Regions from separate parts of the Homo sapiens genome. Here region 2 is linked to region 1. The links are chromatin loops, found by intact Hi-C in ENCODE. Cell type or tissue: gastrocnemius medialis. All regions are shown on one strand.

Region 1 (2,500 bases):
GTAGGGGAAAGAGGGAATCTGCCAAATCAGGGTTATGATTTAAACCTGCTCAGAATCGTTCACCCATCCTACCCCACCCTGCTCCAGGGAGGAGAGCAGAAGCTGAGTCACTGGGTGGGTGGGACAGAAGTGAATCAGCCGTGAAAACATGGGGGGCAGCGGGGAGATGGGGAGGGCAGGAAATGCAAACTGCGCATCCCAGAGGCTCTGGGTTCCTTCCACGGGAGGGGATGGAGAATTCACTTGGAGTTTCTTTCAGTTCCAAATGCCCGAGTGCAGGCTTCTGGGCGTCCTCCTAAAAGGTGGTCTGGGTGGATGAGAGGAGGCAGTTTGGAACTAAATGGTTGGGTGCTAAATGTAGGGAATGAAGGAGAAGGTCTGGGGAGGGGTGGGCATCCTGAGGAAGAAGGATCAGACTCAGGATTGCAGGGGAAATGTCTCCTGGGTTGTGAGTGGTAGTTAGCTGGGAGCTTGTCTTTAGGCACAGAGGAAGAGGATCCCTTCAGGGGTTCTGATATCTGATTAGATGTTAGGCAAATTCCAAGCAGTCAGTACATGCTCCCCTTTCTGCCTTTTCCTGTCCCTGACTTATTTCCTCACCCCTTCCCAGTCCTGAGCTCTCCCCGGACCCTCCGGAAACTTTCTCCAGAGCCAGGAGCAACCTGCAGGTTGGAAGCCCCTCATTCCTTGCACCTTCTTAATCTGCCCTCAGCCTATCTTGGTTAAGGGTTGAATCCATGTGCTCCTGGGACCACTGGGGTTGAGCTGGCCTGGGTCACAGGGTACCAGAAGGGAGAGGTTCCCACTGCAGTGCCCCAGAAGTAACCACATCTCAGGCCTGGGAGGGGTGGGTTGAGTCATAGCAAGGTCACAGCAGGGACACACATTCCTTTTGGGTCCCTGTTGGCCCCCCTCCTACATCCGTTGCTCTTCTGCCCCAGCTCTCCGGCTTCGTGCGCCCCCTTCTGGCCTCTGGTGGAACAGCCAGGTCTTTTCACCCAAAGCCCAAAGCCCCAAATAGTCCTTTGAATTTGTTCTCCATTTTTTCATTTATTTTATTATTTATTGTAATTAATTGATTGATTTTTAAATTAGTTAATTTTTTAAAATTAAGTAATTAGTTAATTTTTTAAAATTAAGTAATTAATTAATTTTTTAAAATTAAGTAGTTAATTTTTTTTAATTAAGTAATTAATTAATTTTAAAAAGTATTTATTTATTTTGAGACAAAGTCTCACTCTGTTGCCCAGGCTGGAGTACAGTGGTCCAGCGTCTCACTGCAACCTCCGCCCCCCCGAGTTCAAGCGATTCTCCTGTCTCAGCCTCCGGAGTAGCTGGGACTACAGGAGCCTGATACCATGCCAGGCTAATTTTTGTATTTTTAGTGGAGACGGGGTTTCACCATGTTGGCCAGGCTGGTCTCGAACGCCTGACCTCAAGTGATCTGCCCACCTTGGCCTCCCAAAGTGCTGGGATGACAGGCATGAGCCACTGCGCCCAGCCAATAATTTATTTATTTTTGAGACAGGGTCTCACTCGGTTGTCCAGGCTGAAGTGCAGTAGCACAATCATGGCTCACTGCAGTCTTGACTTCTGGGGCTCAAGCAGTCCTCCTGCCTCAGCCTCTCAAGTAGCTGGGACTGCAGGTGCACGCCACCACACCTCGGTAATTTTATAAATTATTTGTAGAGATGAGGTTCTCATTATGTTGCCCAGGCTGGTCTCAAACTCCTGGGCTCGAGCAATCCTCCCACCTCTGCTTCTCAAAGTTCTGGGATTACAGGCGTGAGCCATTGCACCCATCCTCATTTTCCATTTTTGCTTTCCAAAATTCATCTCCTTTATAAGCCTTAAAAATCAGTATGGGAAATACTGGGGAATATTGTCAGGAAAAGTAATATAACTATTTGTCAGAGAAAGAAACTAGGGCCAGCATCATGCAACAGCGGGGCATAAGGCCCTCCCTTCCTTACTTCAGCAGGTGATGTGGGCAAGGCCCTTCTCCACATGGCTCTGCCTGATTTCTGACCTCTCCTTCTCCTATTCCTCCTCCAGTTGCAGAGGAGAATCCTAAGGAGAGTAAACCCCAAGCAGGCACTGCCCGCCCACAGGATGTGAACCGCAGAGACCAACAGAGGAATCCAGGCACCTCTACCACGCCCTCCCAGCCCAATTCTGCGGGTGTCCAAGACACTGAGATGGTGCGTTTGGAGCTGGTAGGGAGCAGGAGGGGTGGGAAGCCCTGGAGACTTCCATCTGAGACTGCTCCCTTGGGCTTGGAGACGTCTCCATTGTCTGTCCTGGGTGCTTGCCTGGTGGGCCAGAAGGTTGGAATGGGGAGCTGGGCTGGAGCGGTTCTAAGCTGCCTACTCTCCCTTCCCCAGGGCCCATGCCGTAGACATCTGGACTCAGTGCTGCAGCAACTCCAGACTGAGGTCTACCGAGGGGCTCAAACACTCTACGTGCCCAATTGTGACCATCGAGGCTTCTACCGGAAGCG
Region 2 (2,500 bases), 220 kb before region 1:
AAAAAAAGTAAGGCAAAGCATAATTCTTTGTGAACACAAGGAATATACCAAAGTTTCAATGAGCAAACAGCATTATGTGTCTGTCTACATTTTCTTTTTTTTTTTTTTTTTTTTTGGGAGATGGAGTCTCACTCTGTCACCCAGGCTGGAGTGCAGTGGTGTGATCTCAGCTCCCTGCAACCTCCACCTCCTGGGTTCAAGCGATTCTCCTGCCTCAGCCTCCCTAGTAGCTGGGATTACAGGTGCACGCCACCACACCTGGCTAATTTTTTGTATTTTTAGTAGAGATGGGGTTTCACCATTTTGGCCAGGCTGGTCTCGAACTCCTGACTTCTTGATCCTCCTGCCTTGGCCTCCCAAAGTGCTGGGATTACAGGCGTGAGCCACCATGCCCAGCATAATGTCTGTCTGCATTTTCTTATAGACTTACTTTGTTCTTTTACCTTAGCTGCCTGCCCCCATTGGCATTTAAGATTTTTATTCCCTTGGCCAAAAAATAAATAAATAAATAAATAAATAAATAAATAATAAAAAACCAAGGTCTTATATTCTGTCAACTTTTAACAATGAGAGTCAGAAATATGCCTAAGTATTGATGTTATCTGAGCATTAAGTTTGAGGATAGGCCAGGGCATGGTGGCTCATACCTGTAATCCCACACTTCTGGAGGCCGAGATGGGCGGATCACTTGAGCTCAAGAGTTCGAGACCAACCTGGGCAACATGGTGAAACCCTGTCTCTACCAAAACTACAAAAAATTAACTTGTTGTGGTGGCATGCACCTGTAATGCCAGCTACTTGGGGGGATGAGATGGGAGGATTGCCTGAGCCCAGGAGGTAGAGGCTGCAGTGAGCTGAGACTGAGCCACTGCACTCCAGCCTGGATGAAAAAGTGAGACCCTGTTTCTAAAACAAAAAAACAAAAGTTAGAGGCTAGCCACCCAGATGGCCTCCCAGAAAAGACAGACTTCAAAGGAATGGAGTCAGTGTTCCCAGGGTTTTACTTCTATAGGCAGAAACAGGGAAGTCTAACAGAGTTCCACATTTTCCATACAAAGCCCGTGCATAGGTCACACCGATTTGATTGATTACAGCTTGCTACATTCCAGAGAAGATTGCGTTAACATTCCATGAGGAGGGGTAATGATCTGAGGGAGTCTTATCTCTGACACTATTTGGTTATTTCTAATCTTTTACAGGAAAAGGAGGAAGTCACAGCTGCATGTGTGTGGCACGGGCCACATAGTTATCCTCCACTCAAGGCTCAAAATAATTTAAGTTCCAACACCTTTAAGTTTGAATTATTTAATTTCACAAGTCTTACTGTTTTAATAAATACCCAAAAGTAGACGGAGCTGGAAGGAAATGTAGTGTCAGGGGACCACCTGGAAGCCAGGAGACGGTGGCACTGCGGGGTGTTTGGCTGGACACTCCCCACAATGCCCTCCAGGGGGCGCCAGGAGCCTGGATAAAGAGACCCGCAGGAGCAAAGGTGGTGACTGTCCCTCTCCACCCCAAGGCAGGCCCAACTAGCATGGTCCCACTCGGGTCCTCTCCTCCAAGCCTGCAAGTTTCTCCTAAGTTAGAAGCATCTGGGCAGGAAAAATAATCTGGAAAAAGCTCAGGTTTAGAGCCCTTTGTTCTGATCCATGCGGCCACCAAATAGCTAGGCAACCCTGAGAGTCTGCCCCTCCGGGGCCTATAAAATGGGGTTTTAATCGGCCTCACAGGGCACATGTGTGGATCAAACAAGGCAGAGCCTTCCTGAGTGCTTTGGAAACTGAAACCCAATACAGACATGAGGAGGAAAACCTGAATGGAGCTCTTTCCTGGCTGGAACCATGGAGGTGTCCTGGAAAAACCTGAGCTTTTTTCCATATTATTTTGCCTGCCTGAGAAAGAAGTTTGCCCAAACGATACTTCAAAAGGCAAGGAGAGCCAAGCTCAGTGACTCACACCTGTAATCCCAGCACTTTGGGAGGGCCGATCACCTGAGGTCAGGAGTTCAAGACCAGCCTAGCCAACATGGAGAAACCTCATCTCTACTAAAAATACAAAAATTAGCCGGGCGTGGTAGCAGGCACCTGTGATCCCAGCTACTCGGGAGGCTGAGGCATGAGAATTGCCTGAACTCAGGAGGCAGAAGTTGCAGTAAGCCAAGAGCACACCATTCATTGCACTCTAGCCTGGAAAACAAGAGCAAAACTCTGTCTCAAAAAAAAAAAAGAAAGAAAGAAAGGCGAGGAGGAAGCTTATCTATGGAAAAGTGAAGCACTATCACAAGGAATATAGGCAGATAGATAGAACTGAGATTCAACTGGCTCAGATGGCAAGCAAAGCTGGCAACCTCTATGTACCTGCAGAACCCAACCAAGTTGGCGGTCATCAGAATCAGAGGTATCAATGTGTGAGCCCACAGGACCAAAAGGTATTGCAACTTTTTCACCTTTGTCAAATCTTCAATGGAAGCTTTGTGAAGCTCAACAAGGCTTCCACTAAC

The links. Peaks named below come from ENCODE experiments on the same cell type or tissue, not always from the same donor. Only the 100,000 strongest peaks of a DNase experiment are listed, where the experiment ranks them.
Region 2: it touches region 1 in a loop (8-fold over the local background); 2 of 110 quality-filtered maps call a loop at or near these places.

Annotation. Positions count from the first base shown.
Region 1 is chr12:53,098,657-53,101,156 of GRCh38, forward strand. It overlaps IGFBP6 (insulin like growth factor binding protein 6), which reads left to right. Exons shown (of 4, transcript NM_002178.3): 2 at 2,056-2,201; 3 at 2,385-2,500. Among named protein-coding and RNA genes, the nearest start is that of IGFBP6, 2.2 kb to the left of the region's middle. RefSeq lists a silencer at 816-1,031. In gastrocnemius medialis, a CTCF peak has its summit at 967 (motif pointing left); DNase peaks (open chromatin) are centred at 135 and 905; H3K4me3 peaks cover 749 bases; H3K27ac peaks cover 1,206 bases.
Region 2 is chr12:52,883,537-52,886,036 of GRCh38, forward strand. It overlaps the pseudogene RPL7P41. Among named protein-coding and RNA genes, the nearest start is that of MIR9898, 14 kb to the right of the region's middle. RefSeq lists a silencer at 1,269-1,563. In gastrocnemius medialis, CTCF peaks have their summits at 1,441 (motif pointing right) and 1,640; a DNase peak (open chromatin) is centred at 1,455.